2 separate regions of the Homo sapiens genome follow, and region 2 is linked to region 1. A link is a loop called in an ENCODE intact Hi-C map of the cell type or tissue named here. Cell type or tissue: Caco-2. All regions are shown on one strand. Links, peaks and the distances in the headings refer to the core of each region. The heading gives the core; the rest is flanking DNA.

Region 1 (10,787 bases), core at 2,420-7,419:
CCCAGAAAGAGTAATTAGATCATTTTATGAATTAAACTTAATTTAAGCAGTGCTTAACCTTTGAGGAAATTGGCAAAAAAAAAACCACATTTTTTAATCAGCCCATTGATCCAAGCTTGCAGAGTTGTAAATATTTCTATTTCAAGTTGTCTGTGTAGTGCAAAGCAGTCATCTTCCATCCTGGAATGTTCTCAAGGTGACATCTAGAGGATGTTGTGGTGATATCTCAGGGAGTTATTGATACTTTTATATTGCAGAGGGAAGTTTTGGCAGGCAGCTAGTTTAAGCCAGGTCCCTTATCATTGATGGTACTATAAAAGGGAGTATCCAGATTCTTTAGAATCACAGTGAGATTCTTCATTCTTGCATAATTCATGGGGATAAAATAAACTTTAAAATTCTGGCACCAAAATAAAATGATTGAAATTTCCATGACTGTTTTGCATTACTTAAGAACACATGCATCTTGAAACAAACCATAGTTAATCTGTGAACTGCACTCATGTCCATCCATGTCCACCAAAACTTTTAATGATTGCAAAATGGATAGGTTTGAGTCTTTATTTTCTTGGCCAATTTCTGCACGTTTTCATTTAGAGCATTAAGCTATAAAAATATCAGAAGACATGTATTTGGTTATAGGAAGCCACATAAGAATGAGCAGAAGATTTCAACAGATCATTTGTTGGGTTAGCCAATCTCCAGAAATCTACAGTGAGCTAACTTTAGTGAGCACAGGGCATTGTAATCTGAGACTGAGGCGACACACACTGGATCTAAGGTGGGTGAGAGAATTGTTAGAGACTTGAGAGTGCTACAGTAACAACTGATGACCTTAGAAAATTGGAAAAATATGACAAAAAGATAGACGTGTAGGTATCCTAGAGAAGAGGTTAATGAATGAATTAGTTCCACACCTCAAAAATGATAATTTATAACCAGCTACTGTTGCTGAGACTAAAACAAGGGAGATAGATTAAACCTCAGTAGGAGGGAAATAGTTTAGATAGAAGAAAAGATAACCAGGATCCTGAACGTTCTCATGTACTATGGTGAAAAACTGCAGGAGTATCTGATCGTTTTCCCCAATTCTCTTTACTTCTAGAAAGCCCCAGAATAGAGGAGTTGAGGAACTGATTTTTTTCCAGACCATAATCATAATCACTTATTTTATGTTTTAACACTTTGTCTCCCAAAGGCATCCTGAGCCATAGCTAAGATAACAGACAGTGCTTGAAATTTTGAGTGTAAATAATTTAACCTAGATAAACTGGCATTTAAATCTTCATTTCTGCATTTGTCCCTGGCTATTTCCCCAGCTCCACTGTACAGCCACCTTGGGGTAGCAGCCCAAAGAGCCTGTCAGAACTGGGTTGTAATGAAGGCTTTGAAAGGCGATAGTGTAGTTGGGAAGGTGGAAATGCCTCATGCCTAGGGGCAATCTGAGTCAAAAGCAGACAGACAAATGGGAGGAGGAGGAGGGAGGAAAGAATGCTTGAGCAAGTGAAGAGAGAAGGGCATGGCAACAGGAGCAGGAATAAAAAGCTCTAAGGCAGGGCACACAAAGTGCTGATAGCTGCAGAATGAAGGTTAATCTGATGTTGAAAGCAAAGGGGTTTCTCGGGGAAGATAGGGACAAGTGTTCTGGTTTCAATAGTGAGGTCAGAAGGGTAAGAATTTGACATCGGAGGGGTTGCTACCAGGTGGAAACTAGATAACACAACAGTGTGCTGGCTGTGGCTTCAGCTACAGGAATAGGGGTGTCTTCTGGATTAATTTTTCCTTCCAAAGTTTACTGCTCGTCTCTGCCCTGAATACCTTCTGCCCTCTATTAGATGCTCTCAGCTGTCTTTCTCTGGTTTGGGCTGGCCCCTGTCTCAGTTCTATGCTGAGATAGAACTGGTAACTACTGCCTTAGTTACCAAGTTTCTTCCTTGGTAGTAGCCCCTCCACCTCTGTGGTCCTGCTAGCGTTGCCCAGCGTGGTCCTTTGGCACCCTGGCCACTCTGGGTTACAGTAGCCGCTCAGCGTGGCTTCAACCCACTCCTGACCCTGCGCCTTCTTCCCAGTATATTCCTGCTCTCACTGGTTCACCAGGTTATAACCTACAGCTTGGCTCTGACATTCAGTGCCTTCGAGGTTTTAAGGAGTCTAATATTCACCATCTGTAGAGACGGGGGAAGCATGATGTGGATGCCTGCTACATGGGCACCATCCCTTTGTTGTGTACAAGGGTCAGGCAGGGCAGGGTGCTGACCCAGCCTGAGCTGAGGCCTAGAGAAAAGTTTCAGAACAGTCTAGTTGGGAAGAAATGCCTTTCCAGGGCAGAGGAGGAACTTGGAGCAGTAAGTCTGTTAGAGAAAACTGGTACCGCAGAGAATTAAGGAGCACAGAGCCCTGATTTGAGAGTACTGGCAGGCCTGAATTCAACTTTGAGTGCTACTACATAGTCGCTCAGAAGTTAGTGACTTGAAACAAGCTGCTTAGCCTGTCTGGATTCCAGTTTCCATGAAGGAGGAGGAGGAAGAATAAGTGATAGTGATGATGAAGATCAACAACAACAACAAAAATCCATTTCTGTAGTCTTTACTGTCTGTACTTGGTACTGGTCTGAGGATTTTGTGAGTGTTAACTCATTTCATCTTCACGACTACCCCGTGAAAATGGCATCATGATTATTCCCATTCTACAGATGTGGAAACTAAGATACAAAGAGATTAGGTAACTTGTCCACAATTACACAGCTAACAAATAGCAAAGTCAGAATTGAAGCTCAGCAGCCTGGCTCCAGACCTCGTGTTCCTAATCACTTGGCTCTTTTGTCACCTGGTAGAAATTACATTGTGAAAAGTTGCTTGTCAGCAGAGGTTAAGGATCATTTAAGTTTTTAACTATAATATTTTATTTCAGCTTAATAACATAGTTGAAATGTGTTGTTTTGTCTGTGCCACTACTTTACCTTGCCCAAAGTATACAGGGCCCCTGGACACTTCCAGACCACATGTGCTCTCACTGCTTGGGGACAGCTGTTCTAAGATAGGCATAATGTCATGGGCACAGCATGATACTCCTTAGCTAATGGTGGACTGTGAACATGATTCAGGCTGAATTGCCTCTTGCAAACAAAAGAAATCAAGGCTATGTATTGAAAAGATAGGTAGAAAGAAGCATTATGTCTTTTGGAATACATAACATATGAGGTAAATAGTGTCTGGTTCTTTGTACACTTATTCATATAATTATCAAAATAAACCAATAGATAGTAAGTAGCACCCTTGTTTTGCCAAGAGGGAACCTAGAATTCAAAGAATTACTACCCAAGATCACTCAGTGTGAAAGATGCACAGACCTAGCATTCTAGCCCAGGTCTGTCCACCTCCAAAGCCCATGCCCTAGATTGTTCATTTTGCTGCCAGCCCGTTGGAAATAGCCTAAAATTAGTTTAAATTAGGCCAGCAATATTGAGTTTCTTTCATAATCCCTTCCAACCCTGAAATTCCAGTTATATTTCTAACAGGTTCTTAAGAATAGCATGCTAGCCCTCTAGTTGAACACAGTGGGCCCAGGAACCTCTTTTGGGGATGTCCTGTGAAGCTTGAGTTGGAGACCCCTGATCTGGGCTTGGTCCCCACACCTTCAGCTCCTTGGTTTGCGCAAGGGACTGAATTCAGAGGGGATAGTGTGATTTATATCTCCAACCCATGAAATGTGAAGACAAAATACTACATTAATACTGTACCCTGTAAATCTTTTCTCGCATTAGCAGCCTTCTGGTAGAGTCGAGTTGCCAAGGAAGCATTGCCATATGTGCTGATGGAGCTGAACTAAAAGGAGAAGATTGGAAAACTAACCACACTAATAAATTTCTTTTGAGGCAGTTGGAAAATGGACTGCTGTTTTGACAAGTTAGAAACAACACACACATCCATTCTCTGTTTCAAATGGTTAAAGTGAATTTCCAGGACCCAACAGAAACATCTTATATTAGAAACCTGATTTTTCTGCTGAATTACCCAGATGTCAGATATATATGCACTTTAGACTTAATTGTGGTTGTGATGAAGTGCCTCACCTAGACTCTCTGCTTTAGGCATTACTGGGCTGTGCTACCTCTCCTCCCTCTGAGGTCAAGGTACAAGGAGGGAGTTTGGAATTCCCACCTCTTTGACTTTTCATTGTTTCACAGATCATGACCTTCTTACAAAGACCATTTACCCAAGACTCATGTTTTCAAGGCCCACATCTGTAGTGGGCCTCAGATTATAATCCAGTCACCTTCATTTTCCTGTTTAACCAGACAAGGTAGTCACTACAAGAATGGTTCTTATCAACAACTTCCGTGAGTGGCAGCATCTGGCCTAGGTCTTAGGAATGGATTTGTGCTTTGGTTTTATTCTAAGTTGAAGTTAATCATTTAATATAAGGAAGCTCGGGGCCTCTAATATATTACCTTAAACTCCTAGTTTCTCTAGCTTCCTCAGGTCTCTGCTCTTGCAAACTATCCTTCACCTGCCTCTAGAACTTTTTACTTTTTGAACTTTACTTTTTACCCTAAAAGCCACCCCATGCATCTACAGAATTTGGTGCATGCTCCTTAGTGGGCCTGGGAGAGAAGTTGTGCAGCGTACCAGGTAAGAGCACAGGCTGGAGTCGGACAGCCTGGGTGGAACCCCGTTCCCCCATCAAACAGCTGAGCCACCATGGGCAGCTCCCTTAAAGTCGGCCTCAGTTTCTTCTTCAGTTGCTGTGGATAAAACAAAAGCCACTGTTTAAGTAAGGTATTGTGTGGATTAAATGTGTTCATTCACATAAAACACACAGTACTGTAGTATGTGGATATAGCGAGTGCTCCCCAAATATTGGCTGTTGTCATTATCACTACTATTAATAATATTGTTATTTATTATCTGGTCTTCTGTGATCCAAGCACAGCCTCCAGTGCCCTGACTCCATGCCATAGCCTTAAGATGTTGGTGCCTTTGCACACCAACTGTTTCCTCTGCCTGGGTCACCTTGCCCTCCATTCTGCTCATTGTCTCATCTTTCCGGGGAACCTCTGCTCACCCTTGAAGTCCCAGGGCAAATATCTCCTCTTCTTTGATGTTTTTTCCCCTCCTGCAGGCAGAAGAACTGGTTCTCTCCACTGGGTTCTCATAGTCCTGTGATGCCCCTGGGGTCTGGTATGCAGCACCTGCTGTTGTTAGGTGGTTTGTCCCCCATCTGGCAGGTGGAGACAACTAGCGTTCCCTTTCCCTCTAAACTCTGAGCTTCTTAGCGGGGAGGCACCAGTCTCACTGTGTTCATCCCAGTTCCTCTCAGTACCAGGCAGACAGAGAAGGCATTTGGTAAATGTTTGCTGAACAAATAGCTACTTGTTGCCTTCTTTGTAGTCTTAAATACGGGGTTTTCCCTTCTGTTTTTTGCCGTTCACAATGCATTACTAAATTTATGGTGAGAAGGATAAATTTCAGTAGTTTGAAAGGCTGGCTGAAGTGATTGTATCTAACACAGTAGTCATTAGGCTCTGTGGCCTGTTTTTTTATTAGTCATTTAAAAAGACTGTCACAGGATAGTTATGGAGACAAGAGTTCATCATTTAAATCACAGTGCTTTCAACCCATCCACAATTTTGGTCTACAATTTAATGATGAGAAAAATACATCTAGCAAGTAAATGTTTAACTAAGCATTTTGTTACTTGATGTGAATACAGGGAGAAAGATGAAAATTTCAATTGTGAAGAGGTAGTTTAAACAGGCGTATGCCCACATATTACTAGTAGAAATTAATGTTGTACTTTTATTAGGTAATAACCAAGCCTTCTCCTATTATAGATATCTTACTGAAAGATCAGTGAGTGAGTGTCATGAGTATAGTTTAGGAGAGAATGCTTGCTTTGGATAAGAATGCTTGCTTTGCCCAAATGGTTGCATATTCCCGTTTTTTCTCATATGCTGCCTCAGCTCATTTAAATTCTAAAGAGCACAGCCCCACTCAAGCTAGCAAGAGCTTAGGGGGGCTTTTGATAAACATTCACACAAGAGAGAAAGAAGGTAGAAATCTCAGATCCAAGAGCAGGAGCTGCACTGGAGGCTGGCCTCAGTGGGACCCAAAGGTGATGGGGACAGGCGCTCCCACCTGTGTGCCTTTCATGGGCTATGTGCATTCTCTTTTTAATCTCTATTCCTTTTGCTCCACATTCTCATCTGTCCACCAATGCACTTCCTCTGCTTATTCATGGTTTCTGCTTCCTTGTGATATTAGCACACACGTGACTTCCAATTGGCTGCTTTCCTTGCTCCACCCATGACATCTTTTCATCTTGTTGCTTCTGTGCTAACTTGTCCCCTCTTCTCTAAAGACTGTCAGTCATCCTCCTGGAGAAGGCATCCTAATTGGCCAGCTCTATTTTTGGTAGCAGGCTCAGGTTGCTGAACTCTTGATTTGCGTGTCTTTTAGGTGTTTTACATTGTCCAGTCAGCTGTGGCCCTGGGGATGAAGCAGGCTTAGATGTTATAGTTGCTTAGTGAAGGGCTGCAAACTCAGGACAGGTGAGATGGCTCACACCTGCAATCCCAACATTTTGGAAAGCCTAGGCAGGAGGATTGCTTGAGGCCAGGAATCTGAGACTGGTCTGGGCAACATAGTGAGGGCTTATCTCTTTGTTAAAAATAAAAAATGAGAAAAAACAAAAAGAAGCGTTGCAAACTCAAATGCTGATAGGATCTAGGCAGGTTATATAAGTGAACAAATGCAGCTGGGTGTGTGAGATGCAGGTACACATTTGCACATTAACACAGAGTTGAGTTGTATATAAAGATACAGATTTTTTGAGTAAGATGGCTAAAGCTTGTATCCCAGTCTCACCACTTAACAGCTAGGTAACTTGGAAGAAATTACTTTATCTCTCTATGCCTTGGTTTCCTCTCTGTAGAGTGGTTATGAAGACTAAATGAGTTAATACATTTTGTAAAATGGTACCTGGCACGTAATAAACGTGATGCACTTTTAAAGAAAATTTTCATTAACATCACCATCCTTATCCTTGTTTAATTCCACAATGAAGGACTTCCTCCCATTTTTCCATGAAAACATGAAGCTGTATTCATCTTTTTAGTTTTCCCCCTTTATAAGGCTATGAGCAAAGAAAAAATTTTATCAATTGTGACGATATCAGTAAAGCAATAAAAATAGAAACTGGAGGCCGGGCGCTGTGGCTCACGCCTGTAATCCCGACACTTTGGAAGGCCAAGGCAGGCGGATCATGAGGTCAGGAGATGGAGACCATGCTGGCTAACATGGTGAAACCCCATCTCTACTAAAAATACAAAAAATTAGCCGGGCGTGGTGGCAGGCGCCTATAGTCCCAGCTACTCGGGAGGCTGAGGCAGGAGAATGGCATGAACCCAAGAGGCGGAGCTGGCAGTGAGCCGAGATCGCGCCACTGCACTGTAGCCTGGGCGACAGAGTGAGACTCCGTCAAAAAAAAAAATACAAACTGGCGCTTGTCCTCATTGAGGTACGGGCCTCAAAGCAGGGTGGGCACCACCTTGCATGGTTTCTGTCTGAAGGATGGAGCCTCATGCAATAGAGCAGATGGCTGGGATGTCAGAAAGAGGCCCGGGGTCAGTCAGAGTTCGGTCAGAACTGAGCCCATGAACTGACTGTTAGGTCAGTGTGTTCATTGATCTTTTTTTTTTTTTGAGGCAGAGTCTCGCTCCATTGCCGGGCTGGAGTGCAGTGGTGCAATCTCGGCTCACTGCAACCTCCACCTCCTGGGTTCAAGCAATTCTCCTGTCTTGGCCTCCCAACTAGCTGGGACTACAGGTGCCTGCCACCACACCCAGCTAATTTTTGTATTTTTAGTAGAGACAGGGTTTCACCTTGTTGGTCAGGCTGGTCTCGAACTCCTGACCTCAGATGATCCACCCTCCTCAGCCTCCCAAAGTGTTGGGATTACAGGCATAAGCCACCGTGCCTGGCCTCATTGATCTTTCTTACAAGGAGGTCAGATTATGTTTGAAACTTTTTGTTACTCAATAAAACACACTTATAGGTTGGATACATATGGCATTCAAGCTAGTGACCTCTCAGGCTGCTCCTTTAGGAAGAGAGTGTGGGCAGGGCTGGTCCCTCAGAAGAGGCTGTGAGTGGACTTTCTTACATAGATAAATTAGAAAATTGTACTTCCAATGAAGAATATTACCATGAACCTCTCTCAGTATGACACAGGGTGCAACATGCTCCTACCTTCAGGGTTAGCTTGGTGTGTGTTTCCAAGAAAAAACAACTGTGATTTAATTTTTTTTTCTTTAAGAAGAACAAATGAAAATGATGACATTTTTTAGTTCAGATACGTAGCTCCACTAAATGTTCTAACTGCCTTCCCCAAAATTGGTCCTTGTTTTAGAAAATCAAGTGGTCCACTGATTTAGAAGGCAGAAGGGAAGGAGCAGACTTTGGGGGAATAATGAGATTTCCTATATCACTAATACTGTTGATTTACCCAATGTGCAAACGATCCAGAATGTGAGATGGAATGTACTTGGGACTGATGCGGCTGTTAGAAGTTAGTACTTAAACATTCCATTTCAAATATTCTCATTAAGGGTAATAGCAGAAAATTGCAGCAGAGATTAAGCAGTTTTTAAGTGGTAATCCCCTCTGTAGAACTGTTGATTTGTTTAGTTAATGCTAATTTATTTAATATACTTCTACTTTTTGTTGATTTTTAGGTCTGTTGCCACAGTTATTGGGAGTTGCCCCAGAGAAGGCCATAAAACTTACAGTAAGTCTTTTGAGTTGGTGCTTCTTATTAAGGGATTTTGTACATACTCAAGAATCTAGCAGGTATTCTTATAGGAAACAGCAGGTTTGTTTTCTCAGAGGTGCTAGCTAATTTGAAAGCAGGGGAACTCACCACACACATTTTTTCATTATTCTCCATTTAGCAGTGGACATCCAAAAATGTGATAATAAACTTGAGGACTTTTGGTGGTTGCTGCCATCATTGTTGTCATCACAGCAGTAGCAGCTAAATTCCCTTCAGTATCTACCATATTAGGCACATGACGTATATTACGTTTTACTGGTTTAATCTCAAGCAAAGCATGATCCACAGTTTACGGATAAGGAAACTGAGGCCTATCGGGCTTAAGTAGCATACCTGTGTTCACACAAATCATGAGTGGGAGAACTAGAATTTAAAATCACACTTGTCTGACTCCAGAGCATGTCTTTCTATTACACCTGCTGTTTTTATAGGATTCATGGTTAGGGTGTGTTCTATAAAGCCAAATGTGCAGGGATCTGGGTTCTAGTTGAAGTTGATCCTTTATCAGATTATTTGCCCAGTGCTTGGCTCACATTTGACAGATGGTTGATATTCAGTTTAAGCGTTTGTGGAATATACAAATATTTGCATCACTAAGGCCACAAAGCCCCAGAAAGTAAAACTCTAGCTTTAGGTTGGGCTGCGTAGCTTTGGAGCCTGAAATTCTTCTTTTACCATTTTGTTATGTGACCTTGAGATAGCTAATCTTCTCTGGCCTATGTCTGCCAAAAAGATATGACTGTTTCTTAAAATTTCTTGTACTACATACCATTTTGAGAATATTATATTAATTAATTAATGTAATTTATGTTCTTTGAGAATCCTTGAGGAATTTTTAGATATTGAATTTCTTCTAAGCTGAAAAAGTCTGCTCAGCCAAATTTATCTCCATGATGAGTACTGTTTTAGATTAATTCTTGTTAGAAGACTTGAAAGTGATTTTTAATCAAGCCTTATAAAACAGTTTTAAGTTGTAAGATGTATGTTTTTATTTTGTCACTATTGTCAGTGTGTCTCCCTTCTTAAGCTATTCTAATTGCAGAACATATTTTTGGCTTTCATTTATCTTTTAACTTTTCTCCTGAAACATCAGTGATGCATATATATTTTTCATTTTTTAAAACTATTATACTATTAAGAGTACTTCTCAAACTATTTTAAGATCTGTTAAATTGTGCAATTTATGATTACTCCAATAGACTGATAGAAAAAAATAGCATATATTGACAGATGCATATTTATAAGTGTTTAATGACTTTCTTTATATTTTTCATCAGCTTCTATAAATATTTTTCTTCAAGGTGAACGATTTTGTGAGGGATAAATTTATGCACAAAGATGGTTCGGTCCCACTTGCAGCAGAAATTCTTGCTGGAGGCTGCGTAAGTACCTTTTGAAGCTCTCTTCATTGAAAAGACTTGTTTCACATATATATCACTACCATGGTCAACAGGTGTGGACTAAGGCTTCTGTTTAACCACAGATCCTGCACAAGGGCAGAGTCTACTAGGGCACCTCGGCTTTTCCTAGACAGGCGAACCATTCCAGAGGTGGAAGGGTAAATGTTTCTGACCTTACTGCCTGTTAAGTCATGCCTGTTAAATTCGTCATTGCTTATGGTTTGTTCTGCAATGGAAGTCATTTGTGGCAGAAGTGTTTGGCCTTTGAAAAATCTTTGCTAACCTTTTCTAAAGTTAATTTTTAGTACATTCTTTCCTCATGGCACCCTCTGCTGGGTCAGGCACTAAAACTTGTAGTCTGAAGTCAGCAACCGTAGCTCTCTGCTTGGCTTTGCCTTGCAAGTGGCAGAACTGTTCAAGCTTCCACTGCTTTTGGGAGAACAATGCTGGGAAATAACTGGCTGAGTGTGCGCTGCATTGTCAAAAATGCTTGGAATGATTGTTTCCTTATATGGATGAACAACTTGCATCTTGTTCTGAAGCTCAGCAAAACAT
Region 2 (10,787 bases), core at 2,852-7,851, 130 kb before region 1:
TGGTATAAGATGAAAGGTAGGGAGCCAGTTTAATTTTTGTTGCTCAACCCCAGGAGTTCGTGACCCTTCACTAGTGCCACATCATCAGCTAGAGAGACCTGCTGCTAATTCAGCCTGAATCTGCTGGTTCAGCCTTCAGAGGAAATCTGATTAGTTCAGAAAGCCAAGATCACCTCCCCACAGGGGTCAGGTATCTGCTGCTGCCTCAATCAGCTAGGCTGCTCTGAATATGAAGAGTAACTGGGAAGCAAGGCGCTGCTAGATTGTCTCAAGTTGTGCTGTTTTCATTCAATTGTTATTCTCTATTCTCTTACTTTTAGCAGATGAGAAAACAAGAGGTCATGCTGCTGGTTAACAGTGGAGTCAGATTTTTTTTTTTTTTTTTTTTGGAGATGGAGTTTCGCTCTTGTTGCCCAGGCTAGAGTGCAGTGGCACGATCTTGGCTCACTGCAACCTCTTGAACCCTGGTTCAAGTGATTCTCCTACCTCAGCCTCCCGAATAGCCGGGATTACAGGCATGTGCCACCGTGCCCGGCTAAATTTTTGTATTTTTAGTAGAGACTGAGTTTCTCCGTGGTGGTCAGGCTGGTCTTGAACTCCTGACCTCAGGTGATCCACCCACCTCAGCCTCCCAAAGTGCTGGGATTACAGGCGTGAGCCACTGCGCCCGGCCGCAGTGGAGTCAGATTTAAATGTTCCATTGCAAAGCTCATGAAATAGGAAACATTCTATGAGGGGAATCTGGTTGGAGAATCCTGGAGGAAGAGGCATTTGACTTAGTCCTTGAAAGAACAGCATCATTTTTTAAACTTCTCATTATGGAAATTTCCCAAAAAGTGCAAAACTGGAATAGTATAATTAACCCTCATCTCCCTATCTAGCCAGTAGTAATCATCAATTTATGTCCTCAATATTGTTTCATTTATGCCATGCCCTCTTTCCTCCTTCCATCCCTACTTTTTTTTTTTTAATTAAATTTTTGTTTTTGGAGACAGGATGTTGCTCTGTCACCCAGGCTGGCGTGCAGTGGCGCGATTATGGCTCACTGCGGTCTCAACCAACAGTCCTCCCACCTCAGCCTCCTGAGTAGTTGGGACTACAGGCACATGCCACCATGCCTGGCTAATTCATCCCCATATGTTTTTCAAAGCAAACTCAGCCATCCTATCTGTAAATATTTTATGTATCTCTAAACAAGATTTCTTCAAAGCACAATCACAATATCATTATTATACTTTAAAAAATTATAATAATTCTTCAATATCTTCAAATAGGTGTTCTGTACACATTGTACACATTTCCCGTATTGTCTTAAAATTTTTTAAATAGTTGTTGAATTGTGATGTATATAAGGTTCATGCATTACAACTGATGTGTCTTAATTTTCTTTATTTTTTTTTTTAAATTACAAAGCTACCTTTATACTTTTAAGCCCCACAGGAATAAAAAACACTGGGAAGGGCTAACCCCCTCACCCCAGGAGTGGCCCATAGGGAGAGAGGCTACCTGAGGGGAAGGAAGTACAAAAGGGACCCACCGCAGACTCATGGCAAAGGGAAGCCATCGGTGCTGGGACCTGTGGTCACTACAGGAGGAAATGCGAGTGTGGTGGGACTGGCTCCAGGCACACAAGTGAAGGGCAAGAGAGATTGGAGTGAAGCCACAAAGCTACTTGGGTTCCTCCTTCTTCTCGTTTGCCTTTTTCTGCTTCTGCTGCATGATCTCCTGAGTCCCTGGGGGTAGAGATGATAGGGCACTAGGAGGTATCAGAGGGCAAAAAGAACAAAATGCAGAGGGATGAAGGGCACAAAAGAGAAGATGGAAGTGGATGGGACTAAGCTCACCGTTTGGCTGCTGTACTCCCATCCTAGGAGAAGAAGAGGAAGAGAGCTGAGGCTCAAAAGGCAATCAGTCTCCATCCTGCAGTTGCCCAAGAGGTCAGAAGTCTGGCCACATAGGCCCAAGGCTCTCTACCGTTTGGCTGCTGTACTCCCATCGTAGGAGAACAAGAGGAAGAGAGCTGAGGCTCAAAAGGCAAGCAGTCTCCATCCTGCAGTTGCCCAAGAGGTCAGAAGTCTGGCCACACAGGCCCAAGGCTCTCTATTCTTACACCAGTAAGAAGGTTGGGAGAAGGGAGGAGAACCGGGAACAGCAAGGAGGGCCAGAAGCACTGGGCTGTCATAACCACAGGTGTATCTGAAATGGGAAGCTCCCTGCCCTTGCCCTGAAGGTCAGACTGGGGGATGCTCAGAAATCAGACTCTTGTGTCCTAATTTTCTTTTGATCTCTGGATTCTCTTGCCTGCTCAATACTGTGCTTTCTTTTCCTCTGAAGGACAGTGTCACATAATGGCTGAAATCATAGATTTGCAATCAAATTAGGGCTCTGCCACTTGCTAACTGTGTGACTTGGGGAAGTTACTCAACCTCTCTGTGCCTCAGTTTCCTCATCTGTAAAATGGACATAACGGTGTCTACTCCTCAGGGCTGTTGAGAGTGTCAGTAAGCTAATGTTTGCAAAGCATTAGAGTCATGTCAAAAGCTGTGGGCTGTGGAATAGGGCCCAGGAGGGCTCACTCAAGTGAGATGGTGTGTCGTCTTTGAGATGAGCCTCCAGCTGTGCAGAGAGCCCCTTTCCTTTTCCTTTTTGCTTCCTTCTGGTTCTTGACGTGCTTCAGTTAGATGAGGTTGATAGCAGGAATTTGGACAGGTAAGGCATATTTAATGGAAGCAACTTCTTTATTGTCCTTTCATTTTTGGCTTCCTCTTCCTCTGTATTTATTAAATTAGCTTTTCTCTCTCAGAAGTGTTTAACTTTTTATGGCATTATCTGGGCTTCAGCAACTTGTGATCTCCTAAGTAGAGCTTTTCAGCACTTTATAAATACGTCATATACTTTTTATATTCCTTTGTTCCCCATCAGGAACATAGCCCCAGTCTTCAGAATAGCACAATCAGTTTTTATTCATTTAAGGAGCAGTAGTAATTTGACACTTGCTAATATGTAACAAATTATATTGGGCGTGGTAATTACAATTGCAGCTGGTTCCTAATTATACTGTAACCTTGATGCTTACAAAAATTGAGACTGAATTCAGCATAAAATACTGGAGAATAATATTCTGCACTAGGCATTTCTGCCTTCTACTGAGCCATGGGCATTTATGAATCATAATGCCAAATTAAAAAGAATTTATTTTAAATTGGTTACAATTACAATGTTGTCCAGTGTCTCCATTCTTAAAGGTAGCTTTAAAGTCCCCCTTTTTGCTTGCTAAACTCTGGGAATATCCTTCAGGTATTATAATTAGTGTCTAAATAACCTGAGCTCAGGGGTCATTTCTGGCTGTGTGATCTACTGGTATTCATTTAAGACTCTTTAGTACCTCAGCTTCTTTATTTGAAAAGTGGGGATATTACTCACTCTTCCCCTTAAAGAGTTTTAATGATACAGTATATAAATGAAATAAGATAAAAAGCCATTAGCATAATGCCTGGCATAGAGTTAAGGACCCAGTAAAAGTTAGCTGGTCATTGTTATCGTTATAATTAATAATAAGTGATCCGGCTCCAAAGACTGCCTCTGTGACCCTCAACTTTAGCAGAATTAGTGTATTAATTCTCCTGCCACTCTGCCTTATGATAGCATGTATCATCATACATTTTGTACCAACCACTTGTCGATAAGTCAGCTTTCCCTGCTTGGGGCAGGGTTTCTGATTTATTGGGTGTTTTCTCCTCGGTGCCTGGCGCTGGGCCTAGTACACTGCAGCTTTCCCATAGGTGATTGTGTTGCATGGATGAGCAAGTAGAGCATCACCATCTAAGGAGTGGTTGTTAGCTGGGGGGTGGGGTAGTTTGGCCCCCAAGAGGATTTCTTTTAGCAACCTCTGGAGACAGTTTCTTGGTTGTTGCAGCTTGTTGGGGAAGGGGTTGCTACTCCCATCTAGCAGGTAGAGGTCAGCTTAATAACAATAATAGTAAAATCCAGAACTAGTATGTTTCAGGCTCTTTTGGCATAACAGAACCCAGCTAAAACACCACCATTCATTCTTAACTGTTATACTCTGCCTCTTAATATCAGAATTTTAATGATGATGGCTTTCTAGTTTATGTTCTACAACAGAGCAGAGTGAAATCTAACATACATCACAACCTACTGAATCCTTCTGATAAACATCTCTAGTGCCTCTGAAATGACTCGCTGATGTAATTACCCAGTGGGTTAACATTTGTGGTGTCTGATACTTTATAAGTCAACTGTTGAGTGAAATGAAGTTTTGCCAGCTGATTACATAGAAATGTTGTGGTTTGAAGAATGCTTAACAGGGCATCTTGTCTTTGTACTAATTTATATTTCAGTAACTTTTCCCATAATGACTGCTCTTCATTTATTAGGTCGTAGGGAAACTGTAGGATGAAGGATGAGTGACTCAGTGGTTTCAATAAAAAATTATTTTCTTAAGTTTGAGATACCTTTTTCTTCTTCTCAAGTTAATGGTAACTGTGGTTTTAGGGAATTCCAAACTTTCTTTTGCAATTACTGATTGTATCAGTCAGGGCTCACTCGCAGAGAACAGAATCTACTCTAGCTGGTTTAAGCAGAGAGAGATTTATTACAGGATATTAAATGGCTTACACAATTTGTTGGGAAGGTAAAGAAACAGACTTGAGGTTGAGCTCTAAAGAATGACGTCTAGAGTCTCAAGCAGAGCAGGCCACCAAGACAGCAGTGACCTCCTGTGCAGTCACAATGCTGCCTGCCAAGTGGAGAGTGTTTCAGGACCATGTGGCCACTGACATGGGAGGGCAGGAGGTTGCCACAGGAAAACTAGACACTTCCAGCAATGGTGCGTGCTTGGCAGAAACAGCAGAAGGTGCCCCCCAACTCCCAAACATTTGCCAAATCTCACTCAATTTCATCTAATTGATGGCACATAGGCCGCATAGCAGCAAGGGAGTCTGGGAATTGTAGTTTCAGCCTTCTAGTGTCTTTAGTATAGGAAGATAAAGAAGGAGGGTGGGCCCCTGCTTCTAAGTGGTTAGGTTACACCCAAGAATACTTTTCTTTGGGATTCAGGGCCATCTACTGCACTATTTCCTCAGGTTCAAAAGACTATGCAGGACTGTTTCTCCTTCTCTCTCCGTTTCCTGCTTGTCACTGCATGCTTATTTACACCCACCCACCCACACACACACCCAGAAGCTTGCTTTTGATGAGCTACCTCTTTGAGTTTGTAGTTCTTATCTAAGGCAAATATTTACTTTATGATAGTAGAATTTTCAGTGTAAGTCTGTGCTTGTCTTGGCTTTCAGATGTTTCAGGTTTGGGAGGGTGACTGGGGAAGTATTGCTGAGGAAGGGCTGTGCTGTACAGTTGGTGACGTAGCAGCTGAGGTTGGGCCTCGGGTCCTAACGCAGTTGTTCTCAGTCCACCCACACATGGTAATTTCTTGAGGGAGCTCTAAAGATATCCATTCTAGAAATTTTCATTTGATTGACCTTTGGTATGGTTTGGGTTTTGTAAAACCTAAAAGCACCTCAGGGGACTTGAATATGCAGCGAGGACTGAGAACCTACATCTTATAATCCGTACATTAAAATTGGACATTATCTAAAGCTGTGGTTCTTAAACTTTAACTGCATCAGGGTCACCTGGAGGGCTTGTTAAATCATAGGGGATTGCTGGGCCTCACCCAGTTTCTGATTCTTTGGGTCTGGGATGGGTGTGATAATTTGTATTTTTAAAAGTTCCCAGGTGATGCTGATGGTCTCCACACTTTGAGAACCATTGGTCTGAAGAGAGTTGCCTATTTTCATTGTAAATGTCAGATTTTTACTGACCTGAAAGACTTTATTCTATATTCAGCACTTCCAGAGAATCTACTTTGTTTCCTGATCTTTGCCAGAGTTGGGGTTGATCTGAGGAGTAAGGTGCCCTCACAGAGATGGTGGTCTCACATCTCTACAGCCTCCCAGTGAAAGAGGAGAGCTTTGCTTTTCTTTGCATTTTATTTTTCAAATTAGCATTTCTTATTTTCGTGTAGGTTTTCTTATATTCTTCCCCACCATCCTCTCTTAGATCTGACAACTATTTTGAATACACCATTCTATACCACTGTGATTTGTTAAAGTAATGAGCCTGCAACTGTGGCTTGATTCCCTTGTAAGAAAGTCTGTTTAAAAAATATTCCTACAGGTAGGAATTTTCTGGTGACCCCCTACCTATGGCTGCTCTAACTCATATTAGGAGAGTGAATTCATTTGTCCTGAAAGATGACTTTTGTATTCTTCTTGCCATGTTCTCCCCTACCCCCTGCCTTTTTAAAAACACCAGTTCTTGAAATTGTGTTATTGTTTTTCTTTTTATTTCTAGGATGTACCTACCTAGTATGTGTTTTGCAAACGCTATTGATGACTTACACAATTATAACCAGTGTTTATCTTGTCAAAAAGTTTTACATATTCAGTGATTCTCAAATTTTGCTCCTGTGGAGCATAGACTCATTGAATCGACCTGAAATTTCCATACTAAATTTAAATAATGATAGACTTTTCCCAGTTTATGGAAGAAACTATGCATAGAGTTTTTCTGTTCCAACATTGCCACTTTCTGGGCCAGGCATGGTGGCTCATGCTTGTAAACCCAGCACTTTGGGAGGCCAAGATGGAAGGATCACTTGAGGCCAGGAGTTTGAGACTAGCTTGAGCAACATAGTGAGACTGTCTCTACAAAAAAATTAAAAAATTAGTGGGGCCTGGTGACACATGCATTTAGCCTCAGCTACTCAGGAGGCTGAGGTGGGAGGATTGCTTGAGCCCAGGAGTGTGAGGCTGCAGTAAGCCATGATCGCACCACTGCACTCCAGCCTGAGTGACACAATGAGACCCCCAACTAAAAAAAAAAAAAACAAAACACCAAAACCCTCTCTTTTTCCCTTAAATTTGGAATCAGAGTAAAATGTTATCAAATTTCAACAAAATTCTTTATCTTGTTAGCAAATAATATTTCATAGTAATCTGTAAAGGACCCCTTTCTTCTTAGTGAATTACTCTGTATGTTTGAAAACCAGTTACTTGATTTAAAATTCTTGATATAAAATTTTTGTTTTAATGTTGGAATCCATTCTTACAAATGCAAATTCAGAAGAAGAATCATAAAGAAAATCAGGCAGTTATAACAATAGTAGCTGTAAATATTTGCATGCTATTAATATATGAGAAAAAAATGTAACAGTGAAAGTAAGCCTTCTGGAAACAATCTAAAGTTTGATGACTCTTCTAAACCCCAAGAATGAACGAAGTCTAATAATTCCAGGCTTCTAAAGCCCAAGAATGAACTAAGTCTAATAATCCCAAGCTTATGTGATGCAAAGTATGCATGCTGGACAGCTGTTCTGAATTGACTTTAAAAGGGTGGCTACATTTCTGTGGCTTCCTTTTTCCAGCTCATAGAACTTCCTGGGTATTGGTTTTGCCACCAGGTAGAATTCATTGAAATACACCTTTAAAAAACTGGTACATCTCATGGTAACTTTGCATTGTCTTCAATTAAGTTGTGTAAGTGTTCTTCATTCATAGCAAATGACACTTAAAACAAGAAGATAGGAATGGGAGGTAGCAGTATAAATGGAAATTCCGAACAGCCACACAGCATTTGACTGGTGAATAATAGATGGAATTACTATAGAGATGAGGCCCAGGAGGCTGGTAGTAATTTTTCTGAATCCATCCCCTGTTGAACCATACTTATCTATCCTTAAATAGAATGTACCAGGACCTGAGCCAAATTTTAGTGGGCCTCAGAGAAATCTTGTGGTGATCATTAACCATTTGCTGTACCTGGAACTCTGGGTTGGGGGTAGGGTAGCTGAGACAATTATCAGTTAGGATGGCCACAATGTTTATTTAGTGGTTTGGTGAGTGTGTTTGAAGACCCATGAGTTTCTCTTCTCTTTTGCTAATTTATCCCTTCTAAATTATGAGCCAGTTTACCCATCATTTAGATTTCTTAAGGAGTAAACATGGTAGAACATAAACATCTTTGGATAAATAATACAAATAGTAATAGATACCATTTATTGAGCACTTTAACTGTGTGGCCCTTTTGGTGCTAAGCACTTTGTGTAATTATCTCATATTACTTTTCTAGCTGTCTAGGACTCCCCATTTTATAAATGAGGAAAGTGAGGCTGAGAGGTCAGGGCCTCCAAGTCACATGGCCAGTGAGTTTATGAGGTTGGTCCTGCTCCCTATTTGAGGATGATCTGACACTAAGGCCATGTTCTTTTTTTTTAATGAAGATGGGGTGTCACTATGTTGCCCAGGCTAATCTCAAACTCCAGGGCTCAAGTGATCCTCCCACCTTGGCCTCCCAAAGTGCTGGGATTATAGGTATGAGCCACCATTCCTGTAAGATCATGTCCTTAATCACAGCATTGGACAGACACTACACACTGTTAGGAGAAATTGGGAGAGTTTTGATTTTTAGGCTTGTACTATATTGCAGTTATGTACCACATAAGGATGTTTTCATCAATGAAGGACTGCATATATGATGGTGGCTCCATAAATTATAGTGGAGCTGCCCTGTACAGGTGTTCCACTTTTTATCTTTTAAAACCATATTTTTACCACACCTTTTCTATGTTTAGATACTTGTTTTACAGTTGCCTACAGTAATCAGTATAGGAACATGCTGTATAGATTTGTAGCCTAGGAGCAATAGGCTATCTCATTTGCCTAGGTATGTAGTAGGCTACACCATCTAGGTTTGTATAAGTACACTATATGATGTTCACACAATGATGAAATCACTTAACAATGCATTTTTCAGAATGTTATCCTGTTGTTAAGTGATGCATGACTGTATTATATTGCCAGCTAATGCAAGTTATCAACACTTTGAAGCTGCCTGTAATGTGGGTCTGTAGGAAGGCCACTACGGTAAGAGATGGAATATTTGGGATCTGATCTCAGCTCAGAAAACATTTAGAAATGTCAGCACAGATTGGCACTTAATCTGACTTTTTGGGGGAAATAATTGATGCTTTCTGAGCTTTGGTTTCCTCTTCTGTAAAATTAGGGCAGTAATATCCATCTTATCTGACTGATTTGCAGTGAGAATCCAACGAGATAATAGTCTTGCTTAGAAAACTGTAAATGTTAGGCAACATGCCTTATAAGTGTTGGGTCATTCTCTGTCTTTGTTTTGATTTGTGTTCTCTGCCCTAGACCCTGAGAAGGTTACAAAGTGAACACTTTTTTTCCCCCTTTGAGGTGTAGTTCTGATGGGGAGCACTGAATATACATTTCAGGATCCTTAAGCAGAAATGTGCTATGAAAATTGAGGGCAGGGGAGGTTCACTCTGAAATAGCATTGCCCAGGCAAGACCTTACAAAGTTCATGGCATAAAGAATTAATTCTATTTTAGAATTACGAAGAATACTTCATTTTGTGGAAAATTTATTTTGCTTTTAAGAGGAAAACAGTTAAGAACTTAGGGTACCATATGCTTTTGAAAAAAGTGTTATGTACTTCCATGAGATGTGGGACTCTTACCATCAAGGAGGAGATTTTTCTGCTCTTAAAGTGGAGGATGGGGGCATTTTATGCTGTCCCATCTTCTCTTGTGTTCGTCCTACCCTACCTTTCTCAGAATAGAGACCTGAGAGGAGGGAGTCCTCTCTGAAGCTTTTAGGGCAGCAGAGTCATTCATCTTAGGTTAACTAGCAGTACATTTTCTTCTCCTCTATTGAACAGCAGAGAACACTTACTAATTCAGGATTTTTAAAAAGATTAAAAATTCATGGCTGGGCACAGTGGCTCATGCCTGTAATCCCAGCGTTTTGGGAGTCTGAGGCGGGCAGATCACCTAAGGTCACGAGTTGGAGACCAGCCTGGCCAACATGGTAAAACCCCATCTGTACTAAAAATAAAAAATTAGCCGGGCATGGTGGTGCATGCCTATAATCCCAACTACTTGGGAGGCTGAGGCAGGAGAATCGTTTGAACCTGGGAGGCTGAGGTTGCAGTGAGCTAAGACTGCATCATTGCACTCCAGCCTGGGCAACAAGAGTGAAACTCCATCTCAAAGAAAAAAAAAAAAGTATTACAAATTCTTATGAATAGCCTTGGTGGTTACAAGCACTCAGCTGAAATGAAGAGTTATCAGTCTTGCTTTGGGAAACAAGGTGACCAACCATCTGGTTTCAGAAAGACTACTCCCATTCTAGTGATTAGTTAATAAAATTATTCCTGACAGTGGAGAGCCTAGGAGCTCAGGCAGTTCCATATTTAGAGACAGAGAACTCATTGTCCAAAGATCTCAGAACAGCCTTCACTAGCTCACAGAAGGGATTTAGGACAATTTGCATAAGTTTCCCTGTGGATAGCAACATGGGTCCAGTGTTGGGTGGTTCCAGGAACCTCTCCTTGGCTTCATCATGGGGTGGCTCTGTGCTTGGTGGGAACCCAGTCTCATGATGTTTTTTGCTAGGAGGATTGGGTGTTGGGACATTGAATAAACCCACTGTTTGGTTCCACATAAGGGCTCTTTTGTGTTGGCCTGAGGAAGCCATGTTGAAGTTTGTCTTGCTTTTCCCCAGCAATGTTTTTGGACTTTGTGGCCTGCAGAATTAAGCACAACACCCATTCTGAGCTAATCTGTCAATTTTTGCTCTTCAAAGATAACCACAGCCACTTGTATTTCTAAAATATGTAGAATAATATCATACCTTTGGAGACCTATGATTTATTAATTAAAAACTGAGGAGAGGAGGAGAGGT

What was found. Hi-C counts contacts between places; a loop is a spot of excess contacts. Peaks named below come from ENCODE experiments on the same cell type or tissue, not always from the same donor. Only the 100,000 strongest peaks of a DNase experiment are listed, where the experiment ranks them.
Region 2: a loop joins it to region 1, with 5 times the contacts of the local background. A loop is called at or near these places in 2 of 110 quality-filtered maps.

The regions. Positions count from the first base shown.
Region 1 is chr7:96,169,472-96,180,258 of GRCh38, reverse strand. SLC25A13 (solute carrier family 25 member 13) reads left to right here. Exons shown (of 18, transcript NM_014251.3): 12 at 8,735-8,787; 13 at 10,134-10,214. Among named protein-coding and RNA genes, the nearest start is that of MIR591, 45 kb to the left of the region's middle. In Caco-2, for the core only: no CTCF peak of the experiment used is centred there; a DNase peak (open chromatin) is centred at 5,178.
Region 2 is chr7:96,297,756-96,308,542 of GRCh38, reverse strand. The region is part of intron 1 of SLC25A13 (solute carrier family 25 member 13); the gene reads left to right. Among named protein-coding and RNA genes, the nearest start is that of SLC25A13, 19 kb to the left of the region's middle. In Caco-2, for the core only: no CTCF peak of the experiment used is centred there; a DNase peak (open chromatin) is centred at 5,232.